Regions from separate parts of the Mus musculus genome. Here all the other regions are linked to region 1. A link is a loop called in an ENCODE intact Hi-C map of the cell type or tissue named here. Cell type or tissue: heart. All regions are shown on one strand. Links, peaks and the distances in the headings refer to the core of each region. The heading gives the core; the rest is flanking DNA.

Region 1 (7,655 bases), core at 1,357-6,356:
TTGGTCTTTCAAGTTCCAGCCATTATGCATTACATTATTAATTATTACATTATTATTAGCTCACAATGTGCTAGGACTTCTCTTCTCAGTTCTCCAAACCTTGCAAATTCTTCTCCTGAATCCATTCTTAAGATTTAAGAACCACACAGATTTCTCATAGTAATCACCCTACTTCTCTGACTCCACTTGTATGTGTGTGTGTATAAATAACTATTTTATCATTGTGACAAAACACTTGATATTCACAACTTAAAAGGAGAGCTGATTCATGCTTTCAGAGGGCTTAGTACCTTAGAGATGACAGGGGATGGGAGAAAAGAGAGATTCATAACACTGGGGTGAAGAAGCAGCAAAGTGAGGAAGGGATCAGAGACCAGCTAGAACCCTGAAAGGCAACCCTCCAGTGACATACTTCTTTCATATCTAAAGTCTCCAGAATCTCTCAAATTAGTTTGACCTGTGGGAAGACATTCCAATATTCAGGCCCTAAAAATGTTAGATGAGAATTCCATACTAAGAATAATGGCAAGCTTAAAGGCACGAAGAAAAAGTCAAAGATTCTGCCAACCCTACGATCACCTGTTTGGCAGTGGTCTATACACATTTTAGAATCCAAAATGAAGAAATTGACAAATTGGATACACGCCTGTTCTTTTCATTCACCAAAAGCATTTTCTAAATAAGCTACTAAGGAATAATCAGCATGGTAGATGGTAAGAAAATCTATAGCATGGCTAGCTGGCCCAGGCTTCTATTTGGTAGATATAAGACCAAACCTTATAGTTACAAAACTCCAAGCTTGAGACTGAAAAATAAAAACAATTGACCAACAGCATCATATTTTGATTTTTATTATTCAGACTATATATTGAAGTATCACTTTTAAAAAAAGTTTATAAAAAGGCTTAGTTGTAAACTGTCATAATAGATTTACAAAAAAATATATATATATAAAAGAACAAATTAAATATTAGAAATTATAGGAGTCGCTCCATTAAACTGCAGGAGTCTTCCTTAATAGCCTTCAGTGTAGCTTCCTGGCAATCTTAAGAAACTGAAGAAGCTCATTCATGTTGTGGAAGCCCTACAGGGAAAAACTGAGGAAGCTCATTGATAATTTTCACAGCTTCATTGTAAAGTTCAAGATCTGAAAGAAACATTTAAGCAAACACTTAATCTACAGTGGACTCTGCAGTATCAACTGTTACCTGAAGTATTTCTATGTCTTTCCTTGTGAGAAGTCGACTTACTTTCACAACCCATGTTTATTTAACTGTGGTACTAGCAAAGACTGGAGAGATGGTAAACCATTAAAGTCGTTTTATGCTGGGGTCATACTTTCAGTGTTACTATACTGTTCTAGTGTCCAACTCATATATTAAAATATTAATTTTATCATATTTTAAGTCCTTTTTATTCTATAACTAGCGGTATTTATTGTTTTCTTTACACACAAGGAATGACTAATTTACAAGGTCTATTCTCATTTTATAGAAATTGAAAATATACCAAAACTGAGATTTTAGATCAAAAACCTTAAATAAAAGTTTTCTCCTATTCATGAGACTGCTGAACAGTACGGTGCTTTACTCACCAAAGCGATTAGTATCTTCCTTAAACAGGGTATAAGATGCACAGAGCACGGTCGCCTTGGCTGTGACTTTTCCAACTACTTCTACAATCCCAGAGATTTCCTCGTCAAGCTAAACATTGAACAAAATGTCATTTAGGTATATTTACCTTTTCAGGTGATAATGAGCTTGGAAAGCTGTTATAATGTTTCCTTGTTTTTCAGATTTATTCACAGTTTACTAATTTTTCATTGCAAAAAGAAATTTTACATTTAACCAACACAACAATGAAATACAGTTGTCAAAAATGCTGGCCTGAGTCCTGTTTCCTTTGGTAGTTCTTTACGTTCTGAAGATACAGTTGTACGTTTAAGTTGAAGGCAAAGACATTAAAAGACTCCGAGGATGTTCAGAGTTCCTGTAAACAGACCTCCTTATTTGTTTAAAAACTCACCGAGAAGAACTGTGGATAAATCTTACATGTTCTATATCAAGTAACCAAATAGTATATGGATTTGTCGGCATAAAATATCAAAGATGTTTTAAGCACATTAAACATAAAACTTTAAAAAATTTAGAAATATAAAAATATGCATGAATATATATATATATATATATATATATATATATATATATATGAAAATTAAACATAGAAAATAAAACTGACTAGCAATGCCACTTAGTATGAAGCAGGAGGAACACACCTGGGGCCAGCTCTTGAAGGCCAGGCTTGTGATTATGGAAGAAGCAGTTTAAAAAATTTTTCACATGTATTTTTTGGATTTTTTTTTTAAGGAATAAAAATTGTTATCCAACCAATACTTAAGGGACACTTTCAGAAATGTTGGAGCCCTAAGAATCACTAAAGTTTAGAAATGGAAATAAGACAAAATATGAGAGCATGAATTTGATTTTTAAAGTTATACAAGTGTAATCTTCACATTTCCACCCCCAAATCAGAAATAATAAGAAACCCCAAAAAATTAAATATGAGAGCATATCACTTAAAACATACTGGCTCCATCAATTCAATGGTTCCATTTTTTCCTTCTCCATCTGAAAGAATAAACATTTTTCCAGTGGGATGAATCTAAAAAAGGAAATCAAGACAAAAAGCCATAGATTTAGAAAACAGAATCTACAGAAATGAATATTTAAAAGATTCCCTGAAGTTTCATTTGGTTGAATATAAAGTAATAGGGGTTTTGGACAGTTTATTTGGTTCAAGTTATAATCTTATTACCTGATCAGATGATTGTAAGCCCAGTTAATTTTGAATTTCTAATAAACAACAAATATTTGCTTAGTGTTTTGTGTGGTTTCTTTTATTTGCAAAAGACACTTGGTACACTAAAACTAAACGAGGCTTTCACTGTCTAATGAAATTCTGCCAACATTCTTGATTTAGTACATCTCACAGAATACCTTCTTTTTGAGGGGTTGTTTGTTTGTTTGTTTTCGAGACAGGGTTTCTCAGTATAGCCCTGGCTGTCCTGGAACTCACTCTGTAGACCAGGCTGGGCTCGAACTCAGAAATTCACCTGCCTCTGCCTCCCGAGTGCTGGGATTAAAGGCGTGCGCCACCACCGCCCGGCTCAGAATACTTTCTTTTAAAATTAAGAACGATGATCTAAAAGAACTGGTTGCCAGATCTGAGGAAGACTTCCCTTGAAACTGAGCTCTGCCACTCGATGTGAGGTTTGAGCAGCTCAGTCAGCCTACCTGTTTAGTTAGAAATTCTTTTCCCTTAGAAAATGTGTGAATGAAATGACCTAGCAGGTAAGTCCTTACAGAGGATTTTCTTTCCCTCGGCACTCTCAATTTCTGGGCCTTTGGGCTTAATTTTTACCTATAGGAAGGACGAGGCTGCAATCTAAGACTGGGCTAGATACAAGGTATCTATAGAATATGGGAGGGGCTATCAAGAAATGTTTCATAGGGAGACGACTGCAAAGTAGAAAAACTAGGCCCATAAATAGAGACGGCTGCAAAAGACAGGGAAGCAAGAAGCTAAGTCTGGCTAAAACAAAAACTCGAACAACAGACAGAGGAGCCAGGTTTGTAAATACCTTCCTGGTAAATAAAGAAAGGGGGCGCGGAGCGCTTGGATCTAAAAGGTCATTCCAAACAGTTTTGGGGACATAAAAGAAGCGGCACCAAAATGTTGCTGCAATGGCTTAGCAGTTTCCACAAGCTCTTCTTGTGAAAACTACAGCAAGCTGGAGGGCAATGCTGCTTAAAGGTGACCTGCTCCCAGCCTCAGCTCCCGACCCCGCAGTCCTTCCCGAGTGGCCGTGGTCCCGTCCTCTCGCCCGAACCCGCATGCACCTTTTCCAGCTTCCCCACGAAGCACACGGGCCGGTCGATATACTGTGGTAACATGCTGGCGTTGACGCGCGCTTTGGGGAGCTGCATTATGTCCTCCATGATTCTGCCGCCAACACTCGCAACCCGCAGGAAAGCAGAAAATGATTGACGCCCAGCGGGCGGCCGCGCCAACCCGGGCAGATTTCCCGAACACCAATCAGAGGAGACGTACGCTCCAGACCCACCAATCAAATCCACGGGAGCATCTGGTTCGCTCGCACCGGGCTGGCGGAGGGGCTCAAGGCTTCCGGAAGTACTGGTAGACTGCCTAGTGACGCGCGGCGTTCCGGAAGTCACTGGGGCCGAAACCCGGCGGGCAGTGGAGGCGGGACTTAGAGGGGCGGGGGCTGAGGCCTGGGACCCGGGATCTGGAGCGGCCGAACGTCGACTTGACCCCGGAAGTAAGCTGAAGGACCGTGGTGGGTGGCGAGCTGCGGGCTGCGGCGGAGTCTCAGGTAGCTTTCTTGCGGGAGGTGTCTGGATCTCCGCGCCTCTCTCCTCCCGAGGGCTGAACCGTCGGGGTGGTGGGCGGAGTCGGGCTCCTGGTCCCGGAATGCCGCGGTGCGGGCACTGACAGTTGCCAGCTTTTGCGCGGGTGGCGCGGGTGCGTGCCTAACCTGGGGTTTGGGGTTTTTATTTTTGAGCCAGTTCTACCTGTAGAGAACCATCGTCAGTCTTTACCCCTCCCTCAGGAGGTTGTTGCTAGGAGACGTTGTGTAACGGACCTGCCTGCTTTACCCACTGGCAGCAAGAGGTGCTGCCCCTCTCTTTACCTTGGACCTTTTGCTAGCCTTGGCGGTGTGGAGGTGTCCATTTCCTCACCTCCTGGGTGCTGGCGTGCATTGGGGCTCCGGTAGAGGAGGACCCCCGGGAAGGACTAGAGATGACAGGCTTCACCAGCTGTTGGACCCAAGCTAGTGCTCCTCCACTGGCGTCACATTTTCTCTTTCTGCAAATGAGGGGTTGACTGCTTTGTAAGGTGCTAGATAACTCTAATTTTGGGTTGTAATACTATATCTAGTTCCCCGAAGTACTCAGAGCTGGCTGTCTGAAAGACAGTTTATTCCAAGATTTGAAGAAAATTGTCGGATGTGTTTCTGGTTCAGAAAATGACTGGATGCTGGTGGCTGTTGATTTTAGTAATTTCACCAGCAAGGGATTGGTACTGAGAAATTTCAAAATGAACGCACATAAAAATACCTTCAAAAGAGGTTGCAGAAATTAAAACATAATTTTAATTGCGTCTCATAATTATGTGGAACAGTGTCTGGATTTTTCTAAAGCCAAAGACTTATTAACCTTCAAATTCAGGGCTAATAACTCAGTTCCAATAATTCAGTTCCAATGTAGCCTGCTGTTGCTGCCTTAAGTAATAAAATACAAAGATCTGGTTCCATCTATTTAAGAGTGAAATCCAATCTCCCCTATTTAAACGATTGTTAGCTCTCCTTAGTGTTCATGTGACATTTAATATGTGTGTCTTAATTCTGTTGTGATTAAAACAAGTTTAAAATTTTTTTCCTTAGTTGTGGGCTGCATTTCCTTTGGGTGCTGGCAAGTCGGTATTGAGGCATTCATGATATAGCACTGCGTTTTCTACCCTGGTGCATAGCACCCTTTTAGTTCAGTGAAAAGTAACCAGCAAGAAGTAAGTTCCCAGTTCAGGTCTAGTTTGCTTTATCTGTGTGCTGCAAGCAAATGGTACCCTGTCTCCAGACATAGGTTCTTACCATCTAGTTGTGGTGGACAGCTCGGAGCATTGTAGAAAATCGTGTTGTTTGTGTGCCTTTGGGTCATCCTTCTCAAGAACTCTAGGGAGGTATATCACAGCCTTTCAGCCCTGAGATTTTTGTTTAGTAGCTCATGCCTTTAGGGGAAGCATTCTTTTCCCATGCAGGGTATTCCCATTTAAATTTCCTTTTAAAACCAGTTAAACTTTTCAATTAGCTTACAAAGTAGTAGGTTTTCCTGAGACCTCTTTATACATCCTTAGTCTTGGTTAGCCCAACCTCGTGTTCCCATCTCCACTTAAGCCTTTCACCCCCCAGTATTCTCCTCCAATGAACTACTTTTATAGCTCACATGTTCTACTATCTCTTACACTCCTTGAAATTTCTCTGTAGCCATCTTTGGCCTTTTGTAGCTTCCTGACCTCTAAAGATACCACAAATGTAAGCACACAAATCTAAAACCTTAAAACTAGGATCCATATGTGAGAGAGGACACAATGTTTGTCTTCCTTGGCCTGGGTTACCTCATTCACTATAATAATATTTTCCAGCCCCTTTATTTTTTTTGTAAAATTCATAATCTCATTTTTTTCTGTATAGCTGAATACAACTCCATTGTGTATATGTATTGTGTATATGTATATGTATTGTGTATATGTGTACGTATATGTATACATATTTGTTCATTGGTAGCTGGACATTCGGGATGATTCCATTTCCGAGCTATTGTCAATAGAGCAGCCATGAACATGGATCTCAGAGCATCTCTATAAAAGAATACTGAGTACTGTAAATGTAAGCCCAGGAGTGGTATGGCTAAGTCATATGGGAGTTTTCTTTTCAGCCTTCTACGAGACCTATACAGTGACTGCCAGTCTTACTGATTTTTCTGCCAAACCTAGCTTGTGTAGAAAAGGTTTATTTGGCTTCTATATCCCGAATCATAGTCCGTTGAGGGAAGCCAAGGCAGAAACTCAAACTGTGCTTCTAGAAGTCAGAGCTGATACAGAAGCCATGGAGGCTGACTGGCTTGCTCCAGAGTTAGGGTTAGGGTTAGGGTTTGATAACTTAAAATTATAGATTCATGTTTTGTGGAACTTTTTATTGTTGATTTCTGTGGTTTGGTTTCAGGCTGTGTTTCTCAAGAAAAGATTTGTTTCCTTGCTTGCACAATGTTTGGCCCCAGGCTTTGTGCCTCTTCACTGTGGGACATAGTTAATTAAAACCCAGGATCCATCGGGAGTATCCATCGGAAGTCAGTACTGGCCATGAAAAAGATACTCGTTGTTACTACTTGGATATTTCCCCCATAGATTTTTAGCCTTTCCTTCTTTCTGGACTCAGTAAAATTTCCTTATCTCTTAATGGTTTGGCCATGCATTTTAAAATGGTACTAACATATCCCAGTGTTTTTACATAGGCTGTGCTAAGATACAATTTTTCTAGACATTTGATTTTTCATTTTACCAGAAATAAATACACACACACACATACACATATATATGTGTATATATATACACATATGTATGTATGTATGTATATATATATATATATATATATATATATACATACTAGTATTATTTTTAGCTAATAGTATGCCTAGTTTTTTCATCTCATGAGTGTTACTTAAGAGAAACAAAACAACAAAATAAAGAGAGCTTGTGGGGGAATTCTAGTTGCTGAAGACAACAAATATAACTATACTCCAACCAGAGCTTGGATGTATAGTAGCAGTAACATGTATTAAGGGGTAAAAGTGAATTGAAATGATAGCTTAGAATGTCTTTCTTAAATGCGATATGAAAGAATTGGCCTCAGAAGTGGATGCTCACAGTCAGCTATTGGATGGATCACAGGGCCCCCCAATGGAGGAGCTAGAGAAAGTACCCAAGGATACTAAAGGAATCTGCAACCCTATAGGTGGAACAACAATATGAACTAACTAGAACCCCGGAGCTCGTGTCTCTAGCTGCATATGTATCAGAAG
Region 2 (7,655 bases), core at 1,547-6,546, 250 kb after region 1:
ATAGTCTTTTTGTTAGCAGTATCCCTGGCAACTCTGGCAGTGATGTAGAGCATCACAGAGCAAGAGACAGGAAGCCTTTGTGTATGTATGTCTAGTCTCTCTTCCTCTTCTTATAAGGCTTATAAGATCACCAGATTGAATCACGGGGGCTCCACCCTAAAATGTGCTTACCTCTGAAGCAAACAGTCAGTTTCAATTTCTACACTTCTACATTCTTATTTGTGTGCATGTGTGTACACCTACTGTGTGTGTCACGGTGCGCACAAGGAGGCCAGTAGACAGCCTCTGGGAGTTGGCTCTCTTTTCTCCGTGTGGGTTCCTAGGATGGAACTTTAGCTTTCAGGCTTGATGGCCAAGCTCCCTCATTGTGGAGTTATCTCACTAGTTCACGTTTCCATGTGCTTTCAAAACAGAAACCAAAACCAACCAGCCAAACAACAACAACAAAGAAAACACCACTAAACTGTTTATTTTATTAATATAGATGTTTTATCTGCATGTAAATCTCTGCAGCGCGTGTGTGCTGGTGCCCGTAGAGGCCAGAATAGGGTGACTGTTGCAGGATGTTTGATCACACTGTGGACCCTGAGATTGTGTTATGGTGGCTCAGTTATTAACACACCTTTAATCCCTCTGGCCAGAATAATGACATGTCCCTCCTACACACCTTTAATCCCAAACAATGAAGGTAAAGTTGGTTTGTAGAAGAAAGCACCCATGCTTGCAGGGGGACAGAGACAGAGAGATACAGACAGACAGACAGACAGACAGACAAACATGGATGGGGCAGCTTGAATCTGTTAGTGTGGAGAGGAGATTTGAGCCAAAACAGCAGAAGTTCAGAAAGAACTAGAAAGGGGCTAGCTTATTCAGCAGCAGGTCCCAGAAGCTGAAAACATTGTAGGCCTAGATTAGATTATATGGAAACGAGAAGTTTCCAGGGGCAGGCCTAGGTTAGCAGACTAGGGTAATAAGCTTGGAGATGACATGCCAGGACCTAATTACAGGTGATGGTTACAGGTAGTTGTGAAACATCACGTGGATACTGAGATTTGACTCTAGGTCCTCTAGAAAAGGAGCAAGTGCTTTTAACAGCTAGGCCACCTCCGCAGCTCTGAGTTTCCCCATTCTTAATATCTCACATTGGGGATAAACCTCAGCATGACTTTTAGGGGACAAATCATATTCAAACTGGAAGGCATTAAGTCTTAAAAGCATGGGTAGAAGAACCAAGCAGATGGAACTGGTAGTTCTACAAGGCCTCACAATTTTTTCATTCTGTTCTCTCTCTATGAGGGGCAGCTTATTGTTAATTGCATGTAGTTGGAAACGTCTCCTTTCTCCTGTTCTAGGTTAGTCTATGGATGGTTCTGGGATTTGCAAATTGTTGTTCCATAAATATCCAAAATATGAGGCCTGAGAAAAGAGGTGTTCATTATTATAATTTTAATTACATGCATTTAGTTTGGATGGAGTGTTGTGCATGTTTGTGTGTCTGTCTGTCTGTCTGTGTGTGTGTGTGTGTGTGTGTGCTTGCACACTTGAGTAGATCAGAAGAAATTTCTGGTAACTCCTGATGAGTTACCAGAAAGTGAAAATAATATTGTAAGATTAGATAGTATCTGGGGGTAACTTAATGGCACAGCACTTTGAGCAGCCTATGGAAGGCTCTGGGTTCAATTTCTTGGGCAAACTGCCCCTATCTTTCTATACTGAGTTCTGGGGAATCACACTCATGTGGTCAGATTTGACCAAGTGCTTTCTTTTTTACCCACTGAGCCAACAAAGGTGTTTCTAAAGTTATCAACTTGTGCTTTCACTCCCTCAGGACAGAGCAGTGTAGTAATGGGTTTATAACTAACATTAGGCCTTATGTAACAAGTTCAGAGGTCATTACACTCACACTCAATGAACAGGGAAATTGCACAGGGCCTGTCTATGCTACAGTAGTATAACAGTGGACTTCAAACCCAGCAACCCATACTGTGGCTACAGGGTTTATTGTATCTGATGTATAGTGTTTAGCTAGAAATAAGTCTGTAATAATATTTACTTTTTCCAATGCTTCTATATTCTCTTGGCTTTTGTTACCATCTGCAGTAAGAACAAATTATCACACATTTAACTAACAGGCATTTGAAGGCAGATGCTGCATTTATTGTAGCTCATTTAAATTCTTAGGTATGACCATCATGAGAATAAAGTTTTTAGAGGGAACCATATTTTCTTGAATAAAGAGAAAATGATTGGAATTTCAAAAAACTCATGATGAGTTACCAGAAAGTAAAAGTAATATTGTAAGATCAGATAGTATCTGTGGGTAATTCAATGGCACAGCATTTTGAGCAACCTATTCAAGACTTTGGGTTCAATTTCTAGCATGAGATGCATTAAAAAATTGGCACTTAAAAACTCATGCAAATTCTCTCATTTAGATTTTAGATACAACTTAAACTTATTACATCAGATCTGAATGAACAAGAAACCTAAAATTATGGCCAGCTCTATTGTTTTTGATCCAAACGAACTGCTACTGACCATTGCCAACGGTGGCTCACTATGACTTTAGAATCATGATCATCTAATGTGTTGAGGTTGGTCCAGAGGTGACCCAAGATGACATTTCTATAATGAAGCTGTGCTGTGATCAAATTACCAACGTTAGACATTTATCAGTAGTTTAAAACCTTTATACATTTTAGTATAACATTGTTGTAATCTTATTCTTGCTATTCCAAAAAAAAAAAACCCACCAAAAGAAGCCATTTATTGTTTCTATTCACAAAAGGTTATACTTAGTGAAACCATTAATCTTTAGATGAAAAAATTAATACAATAGACAAATTATGTCAAATTTTAAAGTTATTTTGTTCTATAGATAATTAAAGTATAATTTGTTCTAGAAAGTAAGAAAAGGGAGCTGCTAGTCATGTCTAAAAGCTCGTTTGGACATCTGTGAGCTACCATAAAGTCTCTTAATCAGAACACGCATCTTCTGCTTGGAGGTACTAAGGGCACAGGGCTTCTTCAGACGCCTGCCTGGGTCCCTCTGGCCTCAGCTTCCACTTAGCTGAGTGATCTCAGACAAGACAATTAGTGTCTTTGTGCCCCAGATAAAGCAGGGAGGATAATAACAGCACATACCTTGTGGATTATGTGAAGAACGAATGAGTTAACACATAATAATGTCCTTAGAACAGTGGCTAGCACGTGGTGAATGTTTAGTAAACATTAGCTATTATTTTTATATGTGATAAAGCATAGAACTATGACTAATATAGTAGGATATAGTACTAGATGCTATTTTTTGTATTTTGATTAGGCATCATCAATATTTTTTCTAAACAACAATTTACTGTGCTTCTTATTTTTTCTTATTTTTTTAAAAATTTTCATTTAATTTCATTTAATTTCTGTCTGACCACACAGGGAAGCAGAGAAAGGTGGCTCCTCTGAGTGAAACTGATCATTTAGTGCCTGGAATCAGGAAGCTTGCCAGTGTGGGCAGACACCAGGCAGACGCCAATCTGACACGCCACTTCTTTATTTTGTAAAATCTTATGTTTTTGTTTATCTCATGTGAATTAATAGGAGGTATCTGATGTAGAGCTTTAACTATTCCTGATTAGGGTTTTATATACTTTCTTATGCCCATCTAAAATCTTCGTACTTCTCATTTTCCTTGCAGAAGAATAACCCCCAGTGCCATCACACAGAGGAAATGACCACAATGAATTGTTACATTATGCCTGGTCTTTCTCCCAAGAGACCATCAGCTCCGGGGTAGTAAACTAGGTGCTCTCCATTAATAAATCTGATGATGCGATGCTGTAAATTTTCTTGTTGACGTGTACAATTCAGAATGTGATGTTCTCCACCCTACCCTGTAACGACAAACAGGTTGTAATGGCAGGTGCATTTTGTTCAATGTAGCATCCATACACTAATCCTGAAGTTGTTTTGATTCACAAGGCGACTAGGACACTTAAAGACATTTCTAAGATTAAAAGGGTTAAGGATCCTTCACTCAGCTTTAACTAAAACATCTCACCGGATGCAGGTGTATTTGCAAAATTAGTTTGGCTTCAGCGTCCTCAGCCCCAGGTTGTAGAGAGCACTGGAGGGTGGAATCCTTGTAACTTGCTTATCGCAGCGCGCGCGTGTCTTTGGGCGTCGGAGTCCGCGCAGGGCACGTATGGACCCACTTTTCTAACCTGACCCTCACCTCAAAGCCTGTCAACTCTTAAGTCCCTCCCTCCGCGCGAGGCCCGCCTCTCTCATCCACTTCCATGCTCCGCCCCCAGAGCGGAAACGTGGTACTGTAATTGGCCGAGTCTCCTCTCACTCCGACAATACAACCATTCCTTGGCATCCCGGAGTAGGGTGGCGCTGCCAATCACAGCGCTCGCAGCCGCAGGAGCCGGGTCCGGAACGCCCAGAGGCGGGGCCGGAGGCGGGGCGCCGACACAGGATTAGTTGCCATTCCGAGTGAGAAGCGGGTCGAGGTGGCGGCGGCAGCGGCGGCGGCGTTTGCGGTGGCGCGGGTTACGCGCAGCGCGAGGCGCCTCGAGGCCCCTTTCTCTCCTCCGAGGCTAAAGTCCCGGCGCTGCCCGTGGTCGCCGAGTCGTGTCGCGCGGGCGACCCCCCGCGAGGGCTGAGCAGCCGCGGGAAGCGGGCGAGTGCCCTGTCAGCGCGATGCCCGGGGCGGCGGCGGCGGCGGCCATGGGCTCGACGCGGGCTCTGCCGTGAGCGCCCCGCAGAGCGCCGCGGGGCGGTTGAGCCGTTGGACGTTGGCCGTCGCGGCGTCCCCTCCCCCTCGGCGGCGGGGTGCGCGTCGGAAGGGGAGCCCCGCGGCTCCGCCCCTCCCCGCCCCTCCCCCGTACACATCGCACGCACCGCGGCGCCGGCTCCCACACGCTCGCTCGCGCGCCCGCCCGCCCGCCCGCCCGCGGAGCCACCATGTCCACTGCGTCCTCCAGTTCCTCTCAGACCCCTCACTCCGCGCCGCAGAGGATGCGGCGCAGCACCGCGGGCTCCCCGCCCGCCGCTGCCGGGAGCGGGACGGGGCCGGCCGGGAGCTGCGCACCGGCTGCGGGAGCCGGTCGGCTGCTGCAGCCCATCCGCGCCACGGTGCCCTACCAGCTCCTGCGGGGCAGCCAGCACAGCCCCACGCGCCCGGCCGCCGCCGCCGCCACCGCCGCCGCCGCGCTCGGCAGTCTCTCCGGGCCCGGAGGGGCCCGCGGCCCCAGCCCGTCCAGCCCGACTCCACCGCCGGCCGCTGCCCCAGCCGAGCAGGCGCCTCGCGCCAAGGGCCGCCCGAGACGGTCCCCCGAGAGCCGGCGGAGGAGCAGCTCACCTGAGAGACGGAGTCCCGGCTCGCCCGTGTGCAGAGGTAGCGAGCCCAACCCTCCCGTCCTCCCGGGCTGCGTCTCCCCGACGGTGCCCTGCGTGGAAAACTTCAGCCTCTCCGGGCTTCTGTTTGCTAGTGCATTACCGAAGGTGTGAAAGTGGCTTTGGGAATCTCACCCCCCACCCTGAGGTCGCTGCAGGGCTTGGAGGAGCGACCTGGAAATCAACTTTTATCCGACCCTCACACCGCCACTCAGATTTTATCTTGCATCCCTCGCCTGCAAAAGAAAAGTGTTTCGGTTTAATAGCTTATTAGCTTTCTGTGTTTGGAGCCGGGCAAGGAGGAGCCGTGTGAAACCCTTAAACACGCACACAAACTCTCTAGCGGGGCATAAGGTGGTAGTGGTAATCTCTGCAGCCTTTGTGCTTTCCCACAAAGTTCTTGTCTGGAGTATGTTTGTGTTTTGGAGACTTGATGGCGGTAGTTAGGTTGTTAGAATATCCTTTGCATGTGTAGGGGAGGCAGTTTAAAGTGTATGCTGTTTATCCATCCTCTCCTCTACTTTATATAGTCATGTATTAGATCACTACTGCACTACAAATGGCTTATGCCGGAATGGTGGTTTTCGTGGTGAATTTCTTAAAGCCTGTTTGTGGAGTGTGTTCACTTTTTCCTTGCATCTTTAAGTATACTTAGCAGTTCAGCTGAGCTGTGTAGAGAGATCTCCTTTCTTTTTTGTTAGGTATCAAAGGTAATGGTGAGTGGGAGGATGTTGTGGACTCCCCTTAATGTTTTCTGTTTGGGTTTGGTTTTGTTTATGCCTAGGGACATACTGCATGAACTAGTTGACTCCTGGGGGAGAAAAAGAAAATTAGGCAAAACAGGGACGTAACCGGCCATAAGGGAGAGTCGAGTACCTAATATTCTTAGATACCAGCCTAGAGCTACAGTTGCTGCTGCTGCTGCTACTACTGCAGCATTGTGGAAGGAATCATTCGGAGTAGGGAAAGAAAACAACAAAAAAGCCTGCTCAGAAGGGAAATACTACCAAGCTTCATACAATGTTTGTGTGGTATGTGGGGTTTTTTTGTTTAAGGTGGACGTTCTTAAGGTGTTTAGAGTTAGGGAAAGGGATTGCAATATGATAGATCAAAGTTTAGGTATTTTTAGCTTTAATTTAGATGTGTAATTAGCATGTTGCTAAAGCACTTGCTTTCAGATCCCTTGATGGTAAGCCTCTGGGTAGGATGTTAGTGCGGTGGAATAAGTGCAGGAGCACCAAGAAATACATCCTGTAATCTGTATGCACCAGGAGGGAATTGCTCCCCACTCCTCCCCCAGGTCAAGCCAGCTGCTGCAGAAACTGACATCCTCCAGCAAATCCTGAATGAATGAATGAAAACAACGTGATCGCCCTAATAATGACCACAACTGAACACACATCCTTGGGTGTATTTTATGGAAAACTCCACCATTTTCTAACAGATTAATGCCATATGCAACTCCCTTGCACATTTTTTGGAGCTGTGTTAAATGAGAGGTAACAGAAAGAAAAGCAGCAGCAGTCACAGCCGTTTTTGAATGATTTAGCTTTAACAGTTTGTTAATGGGAGTTTGGGGGGGTTTCTTTTAGGAACAATGTGAAAATAAAATAAAAATAGGAATTGTAGATTGTGTGCAGAGGATTTTGTGGGCTGTGTTTGAGAAGTTTTGGCAATTGCTGCAAAAATACAATGGGCACCTAGCACCTCCTTTCCTTTTGTTGATAAACAGTAACATCTTAGCACAGATAATAGTACAACTTGTTTTTCTACATCCTTCAAAAGCCCTAATTGCTTAGGAATTACATGCCCCATCATGAAGCAGTTTTAATGAAATTTGTGATCAGGATTAAATTCTACTCTTTGTTGTAGAATGGCACACCAGAGTTTAATGCAATCACGATGAAAACACTTGGTTTTGAGTCTGTTTGTGCAGTAGACAGATTTGCAGGGTCACAGCTTGTGCTAGGAATTGAGGAGCTTTCTGTGCTGTAGTTGTGCTATGTGTAGCATTAGGTGTTTTGTCAGTTTCTTGCATTGAAGTGATTTTTGAAAGCATGCTCTTGTGCTCCTAGTTTCTTGATTGTATTATCACTATGTTATTGGTCCACATTCTGCCTTGTTCTCCTCTGCCCATATTGAAAGTACAACATGTAAGTAATACGTTCTGTCTGCTTAGCCACTTCAAATCTCTCCTGAGACTTAACAGTTGCAATGAGTTTCCATTGAATTCACTCAGGTTCCGGCGTCAGGGGGTTTTAGTC
Region 3 (7,655 bases), core at 1,547-6,546, 50 kb before region 1:
GTTTGCGTTTGGAACAAGATGTACAACTCTCAGCTCCTTCAGCATCATGTCTGCCTGCATACTGCCATCCTTCCAGATTTGATGATAATGGACTGAACCTCTAAACTTTTAAGCCAGCTCCAATTAAATGTTGTCCTTTATAAGAATTGCCTTGATCATGGTGTCTCTCACAGCTATGGAAACCCTAAGACAGGCAGGAAGGGGAGGAAAGGAAAAGATAATGAAAAGTGAACACTTTGAACTGGAAAACTTAATGGAGGATAATTGTAGGTAAATAAGGCATGACTGCATACATGAATTCTTATGCAGTCTTTGATAAGTAAGGCTTGGATTAAGGAGAGTATAATTCATGCATTATTGTAGTTAAAAAACTTTACAACTTTCAAGAAGACACTGTTGTAGAGCACAGAAGCAACAATTTGTCCTGTCAGCAAATTGGCCAACTTACAGGGACCAAAACTAAACAAAATGAGAATAATGGTGTTGAGCCAAGTGGAGAAAGTATTTCAAGAGGGACAATCAGTCAAGTGTGTGTGACCTGCAAGGGGGAAGCCTTGGTCTTTGAAACCGGCAGAGTGAATATCAATGTTGACTTTGGCAAATAGCATGGTAGGCATGAAAGATGAAGTGGAGTAAATATTAGGAAGACACAGGAAAGTGGGATTCGAGAGAGCAAGTATGATCCCGTCTTTTGGGGAAAACAGAGTGATTTGTGTATGTAAAGGTTGGATGCAGCAAAAATAGAGAGTTGAAGATACCCATGCAAAGAAAAACCTGATATTTGCAGGTCTCACAAGAACAGAAGTATGTACTCCTTCCATACGTCAGCTGGAAGTGTGATAATGACTGAAGAAAGGGTGGTGGGGCAAGAAGCAAGGAGGGGCTTTAAGGATCTGTGATGGCTATTTCCAGTTTTCAATTTGACTATATCTGGAATGAACTACAATTCAGAAATGGTGGACACACCTGCAACCCAGATTTGGAGGCTGGAAGACACAGGCTTTTGATCCAAATCTTGAGGCATAGTAGCCCTGAAAACCTTAGGTCCAGGCAAGGTAGTACACACCTTTAATCCCTCAAGATGGTGGCAAGCAGATCTGGGTTCAAGGCCAGCATGGGACAAAGCAAATTCTAAATCCAGGCATGGTGGTATACACCTTTAATCTGGACCATAAATTCTGCCGGAGGCCTTCATAAGGAGATTGGAAGAAGGAAGGCTTTTCTTCTCTTTCTCCTTCTTGCACTTATTTTCCAGGACATCTGTTGGAGCTTCTTCAGGATTACAGCTTATATAGAAGACCAGCTGAAACAACTAGTCTCTTGGAACTGAGCAACTACTATATTCTTAGACTTCTCATTCACAGCTGTTTATTGTTGGGTTAGTTGGACTGCAGACTGTAAGTTATCTCAATAATATAATATAATTTCCTAAGTTCTGTGACTCTAGAGAGCCCTGACTAATACAGAATCCCTACCTAGTAGTTTTGTTTTGTTTTGTTTTGTTTTTTTTAAGTAAGAAGTAAAGTCATCCATTGGTGGAGTTTTCCTCAACTATATATGGCAGGTGTTGATAAAGCCATTAAAAAAAATGAGGTTGGTCTTATGTAGGGATATGTCCTAGGTTGAACCCACCTGCAGGTTCATGTTGCAGTAATGAATCTTATGATACACCCCCTTCATTGTACTTAATGTTCTTTACATGGCAGGAATCAAAAATATAGTATGTTTCTCAAACTCATCCTTTTACCCAAATGATCAGTCACTAGCAGCAGTGCTAGAGTACCCTAGCACACAGACGCAAGCATGGACTGTAAGCCACCTGAAGGGAGTATGGATGTCTGAGCTGAAACTCCTAGTGCAGCATCACCACAACCTAGAGTCTCCAGCATTCACAGGGGCAACCGCTAAGCTTTGTTCATCTCGATTTCTGAATTAACCCCTCGGCGAACCACTTGTTTCCATACCACTGGCAATTTGAGTCTTCATCATCTTTTACTTGGCTATTCTACAATTCCAACTCTCCATGGAAAAACTGGTTATATCACTGTCCTAGTTAAAATTATCAGTGACTCCACAATTTCCTTTATGAAAAAGCCTATGCAAAGACAGTAAGCTAATTTTCAATGAATTTCTGATAGGACTTCTCAATCTCTCCTCACCTCTGGTTTATTCATATATTAGTTTCTTCCTTAATCTTGATGCATATTAAGTCCATCGGTATACATCTCAGAGTGCGGTTAGTGTCAAACTCAGATATCTTATATTTTTCCTATGCATATATATCTATTATAAACTCTAATTTATAAATTAGGTACAGTAATGGCAACAATTATATAATATAATAGTTATAAAAAATGGTGGACCCTTTATACTCTGCAATGATACTAAGATCCATGTATGCTCAAATGTTTTATCTTAGTTGGTGTTATTTGCATATAACCTACATACATTCTCTGTACCTATTTCTACATTACTTATAATAGTTACACACTATAAATGATATGTAAAGAATTCCTATACTACATTTTATAGTAAAACATGACAAGGAAAATGTACAAGTTTGATTGATATATATATATATATATATATATATATATATATATACACACACACATATGTATGGAAAGACAGACAGACATAAGAGAAAGTTATTTTCATGTAGCTAGCCTAGCTCAAACTCAGTATATTGTTGAGTCTATCTTTTAATTCTTTGATCCTTCTGCTTCAACCTCGGGAGTGTTGATATTATAGACGAACACTACCATACCCAATTTTAAAAACATTTTGATCTGTGGTGGTTGAACCTGCACAGGCAGAGCTAGAGGATCTGGAGGGCCAACAGCACTATAATAAATCATATGTGAATCTCTCTCTCTCTCTCTCTCTCTCTCTCTCTCTCTCTCTCTCTCTCTCTCTCATGCTTATAAGCATGATTTGTCAATACCTACATGTTAAGACAAAATGGAGTGATTGATGTATTGTGATGTATTGTAGTATGCTGCTACTTGGTAAGGGTCACTTGAAGGTGAGCACTGACAGACAGATCTGATGGCCCAGATTGCAGCTTGGGTACACTGTGACTATGGGTAGTTGAATGATGTTCAGGATCGGACTGAACAGGACTCAGAAAGATTTCATAACATTCTAAAATTCAAATTTAGGTGTTCTTTAATTCGAATCGTTCACCTAATATTTTCAGGCTTTGACTGGTCAGTGGTTACTGAGACTTCATAAGCAAACTCACAGGTAAATGAGAGACTTGCTTTCCCATTGCTGTATCCTGTTTCCTGACACAGTATTCAGTTCTAGAAGGCCTTTCTCTTCCAGTTGTTTCCGTCTTTAACTTTTCTGTGACCAATCCATGTTTGTCTTTCTTAGTCTAGTGATCCTCAAGGAAGTTCTTCTGATGCCCCACCCAACCTGAGGGAGGTGCTCTCCCAGGTAGCTTAAAAAAGCCATCACTCTTTTGTCCTGTTTCCTACAAGGGTCTTTTTTTTTTTTTTTTTTTTTTTTCTCATTCCTATATCCCAACACGGTGTGACTCAACAAGGCATTCATGACCTCTTTTTGGAATAACTGAAATCGAATTATGAGCCCCAAATCCTTAAGTTTTTACGAAATCGCCCATCCTCTCTGTTCAGTGGAAATTAAAATGTCTCACATATGCTAAAATGTGTGTACCACCACGACCATGGTAGCTGGCTTCAGAGAAATAATCAAATTCCATGAGAGCAGGGTTAAAGAATGGCTGGCTTGCTGGAGAGGGGTCCCGGGGCAGGGCCCACACTGGGCGGAGCGCTCGAGAGGGAGGCGGGGACTCTAGGTTGTGGCCCTGCCCACAAGAGGGCGACGGAAGGGGCTCAACTCAAGCGCGGAGCGCTCGGGAGGAAGGCGGGGTCTCCGCGCGGCGGCCCCGCCCCGGGGCGGTGCCGGGCGAGGGGAAGGCGGGGCTCGCGGCGAGGAGGTCTGCTTCGGAGGCGGCAGGGTGGTTTGGTCGGGGGCCCAGCGGGTGGCCCGGGTCACCGCCCGTGCTTCGGCGGCCATCTTGCCCGCGCCCGTCTCCCGCGGCGGGAGGGGCGGCGTACAGGCCGGAAACGTCTGTGTGGCGACAGGCCACCTCCTCAGGTCAGTGAGTGCGGCCCGGAGCGGGTGTCTGCGTGAGGCCCGGGGTGGCAGCCGCGGCCGCTTCCTCAGAGCCTCGCCGGCGGGTGGCGTTCCGCTCGATCAGTGCGATGGTCACGGCACCGGGCTGCTGGCGGGCCTCGTGTGGAGCCTTGGGGCGTCCCGCGGCCGCGTGGCGACCGTCCTCCGTGCGGCCGCGCCGGGAGTGCGGAGCCGCGTCCCCCGCCGCCCAGCGGCTCAGCCAGGTGTCTGGACCGTGGGAGTCACGATCAGATTCCTGGTTTACCCGGAATAACAACACGATGAGTTCCAGTTGTACCCAATCAAATCCTTGTTAAAGGGCCTGTCACCCCCGTGAGCTCTGTTCCCTACCGACACGAATAATGCAAATTCCTTGAGAGGAATGGCTCAGCAAACGACTGCTCTTGTTGGCTTTTTTGAATAACTATAGTTTAACGAAAATATAGATGCGCAATGTCTTGTGGAGATGGTAGTACTCCAAATTTCCTGAAACTGCTATCGTTTACTTAGCGCGGAAAGAAAGACGACAGACCATATAATTGTATGTTTTGCGTTATGACAGTGTTTTGAATGTGTGCCCAGTTGCCACGTGGGGTTAAGATGCTTTGTAAGTGTATAGACTGGATTCCCAAGATTTAATAAAAATATAAAAACTTTCGTATTTTTTACAGTGTTGTATATTTTAAATTATTTCTTATTTGATAGGTTAAATTAAAAGATATTCTAAATTTCGTTTGCTACTTCTGAAATGTGCCCGCTAGAGAATTATAAGTGGTGGTTCACTAAATTTCTTTTGGATAGTGTTACCCATGTTCTGGTGGTGACTTGTGGGGAACCATTGAAGGGAAATGAACACTGACTAAATTTGAAGGTGAGGACCTAAATTATTGCCATCTCTTAGCCCCTCCATGGATTTGGCAGTTGTCTCCAGCATCTGAAAGCATTCACTTCCAGGACTGGTTGAAAGAACTAAATAGGGACAACAACATCTGTATGAAGCAGAGAACTCAACTGTGATGAGTTGGTGTTAGAACTTTGTGTGGTGGAAATTACTTAGATGTTACCCAAGTCATAAGGGACTTGTAATCGTCTAAACTAATAAGTGCATGAAAGACTTTCTGAGCCCTTACTGGTTTTTGTTGTTGTTTGCTTGTTTTGTTTTTTGCTGTCCTCCGTATTTATATTATGTATGTTAATAAGCAAGGACCCATTTGTATAGAGTGTTAGATTTCTTAACAGGATGGTTATAGACATACTGGTTTTCTAGGGCCATCTTTGTAATGTGCAACTCTATGCAGGAGCGCCAGCCGAGCATTTAGAATGACTAGCAGTTAGAAGCTGCTATGTCACTCCTTGACATTTTCATTTTGCACTGGGCCCTGCTCCTTTCTTTAGCACTGGTCGAAGATGGAAGTTGACAGATAGGCACAAAACCAAATCATCTGTTCTTCTGTTTAGTCACATTACTTCTGCAGTTAGGAGCTGGAATCAGTAAAGCTGTATGTACATGCTTCCTGTTCAGCCAGCTTTCTCCACTCTCAGACAACTCAGGATCCCCTTGCCTACTGGAATTGTACCACCCACAATAGGTTGATCTTCCTCTACTTAATATAATCAAGGTGGGCCACATGCCAACCTGATCTACACGCTCCCTCCTTGAGGTCCTCTTGTCAGGTGCTTCTGGATTGTGATATTTATTTATTTATTTATTTAGACAGGGTTTCTCTGTGTAGCCCTGGCTGTCCTGGAACTTACTCTGTAGACCAGGCTGGCCTGGAACTCAAAAATTCGCCTGCCTCTGCCTCCCAAGTGCTGGGATTAAAGGTGTGCACCACCATGCCCAGTGGATAAGTTGGTGATTAAAAGTAACCATCGCATACTGTAGCCTTATTGTTCTTTGTTTTTGAGACTGGATTTCCTGTGTCTGAGGTCAACTCTGATTCTTGGATCCACTTCCACCTCCCAAATGCCAGGACCAAGGTGGACTTCACCACAACTAGCTTACAGTAACTCTTTTGAATTGGATTTTTCTACATGGCTTTGTTTTGTTTTACCATATATAATTTGTATTAGGAGTAAGATTGTAGAATGGAATCCTAGGCTAACGTGTGTTTATATAAGTATTGAGTTTTTCTTTTCTGTTTTTTCAGGGACATAGCAAGAATCTCAAGACATGTTTCAGAAGCTCCCTCTATTTGTGAGAATCTAGGTATGGGCACTATCCCTTACTCTAGGTGCTATCTAGTTTTCTTTGCTATGGATATGATTTTCTTCTCCCTCATTTTTTCAGTTTTCAAACTTTCGCTATTGTATGTGTCTGTTCATTAGAATGCAGCTTTGTTAGAACAGGGTTCTTATCTGCCCCTAGCTATCACTGTATTCCCATAATTGAGAACAACGTGCATACAGTGTGCTAAATAAACAGCTACAGAATAAACAATACAATGTATTAAAGCAACCCATTTTTAGGATGCTTACTTTGGATCTTCCATTTCTAGAACCAACTATAACAGTGATAGCTTTGTTCTTAGAGTTAGGTTCTGTTGCAAAAAAGACACGTTGATTCTTCAGGAGTAGGAAAAAGTGGAAGCATGAAGAAAGCATAAAACCTTGAACTAACAGTTGTGAGAAGTGTCCATGGACCCCTGAGCACAGGCCTGCACTAGGCAGACATTAACCATCGACTAACTGGGTAGTTCTATGTTATGTATTAGAACTATAGTGGAAACAAAAGATATTTCATCTTTTGTATTAGAAGGCCTAATCTAGTACAAGAGACTTAGCTATGAGGTTTAAAGAGAGAGAATACTATTTGATGAGAGTGTATTTCTAGACAAGAGAACATTTGCAAAGATGAGAGATGGCTGGGGAAAGGAGTGAATTCCAAGAACTGAAGAAAACAATCAGTGTAGCTAAAATACTGCAAGTAAGATACCAATACTGGTATCCCAGGCAGTCAGAGCAACAGGTAGGGGCTGAAGGTATTTATAGATCTGTAAATTACTTGTGTTAACTGGTTGCTTGTGTTATACAATGATTATTCTGGTATGAAGAAATGACATAGTATAGCGCTTGCTACACCCCCATGAAGCCATAAGTTTTTGGATCCTCAGAATCTATGTGAAAAACTGGGCATGATAATGTGCGCCCAAGATTTCAGCACTGGAGAGGCAAAGACACGAGGATTCCTTGGATTTGCTGGCCAACTAGTATTGCCAGCAAATTAGTGAGCTCCAAATTCAGTAAGGAGCTTTGGCTCAAAAACATAAAGTATACAAATTGAACTGGGTGGGTTATCTTAAAAAAAAAGAATAAAAATTTGGGAGGAGTGAGGAGGAAGAGTGAATATGTTCAAAATACATTGTATGTATGAACTTCTCTGTGAATTCATGAAAAGTAAGGTGCCATGACTTACATGACCTACATATACACACCTGTACACATGAACACATAAACCATATATGCTCACACATGCACAACACAAAGGTTATTCTGACTCTTTAAGGATCGTA

The links. Hi-C counts contacts between places; a loop is a spot of excess contacts. Peaks named below come from ENCODE experiments on the same cell type or tissue, not always from the same donor. Only the 100,000 strongest peaks of a DNase experiment are listed, where the experiment ranks them.
Region 2: a loop joins it to region 1, with 3.0 times the contacts of the local background. A loop is called at or near these places in 6 of 42 quality-filtered maps.
Region 3: a loop joins it to region 1, with 6 times the contacts of the local background. A loop is called at or near these places in 11 of 42 quality-filtered maps.

The regions. Positions count from the first base shown.
Region 1 is chr6:8,255,101-8,262,755 of GRCm38, forward strand. It overlaps Rpa3 (replication protein A3), which reads right to left and starts at 4,041. Exons shown (of 4, transcript NM_026632.4): 1 at 3,900-4,041; 2 at 2,587-2,661; 3 at 1,595-1,703; 4 at 836-1,147. The coding sequence starts at 3,998. The coding sequence ends at 1,065. Umad1 (UMAP1-MVP12 associated (UMA) domain containing 1) reads left to right here and starts at 4,188. Exons shown (of 4, transcript NM_001302354.1): 1 at 4,188-4,393. In heart, for the core only: no CTCF peak of the experiment used is centred there; a DNase peak (open chromatin) is centred at 4,141; H3K4me3 peaks cover 2,344 bases; H3K27ac peaks cover 1,735 bases.
Region 2 is chr6:8,504,928-8,512,582 of GRCm38, forward strand. It overlaps Glcci1 (glucocorticoid induced transcript 1), which reads left to right and starts at 4,673. Exons shown (of 8, transcript NM_133236.3): 1 at 4,673-5,392. The coding sequence starts at 4,960. It overlaps A430035B10Rik (RIKEN cDNA A430035B10 gene), which reads right to left and starts at 4,234. Exons shown (of 2, transcript NR_040452.1): 1 at 4,052-4,234; 2 at 2,132-3,884. In heart, for the core only: CTCF peaks have their summits at 4,379 and 4,586; DNase peaks (open chromatin) are centred at 4,314, 4,684 and 5,374; H3K4me3 peaks cover 2,821 bases; H3K27ac peaks cover 2,591 bases.
Region 3 is chr6:8,205,287-8,212,941 of GRCm38, forward strand. It overlaps Mios (meiosis regulator for oocyte development), which reads left to right and starts at 3,941. Exons shown (of 12, transcript NM_145374.2): 1 at 3,941-4,125; 2 at 6,294-6,352. In heart, for the core only: CTCF peaks have their summits at 3,838 (motif pointing right), 4,048 and 4,340; a DNase peak (open chromatin) is centred at 3,995; H3K4me3 peaks cover 2,056 bases; H3K27ac peaks cover 1,320 bases.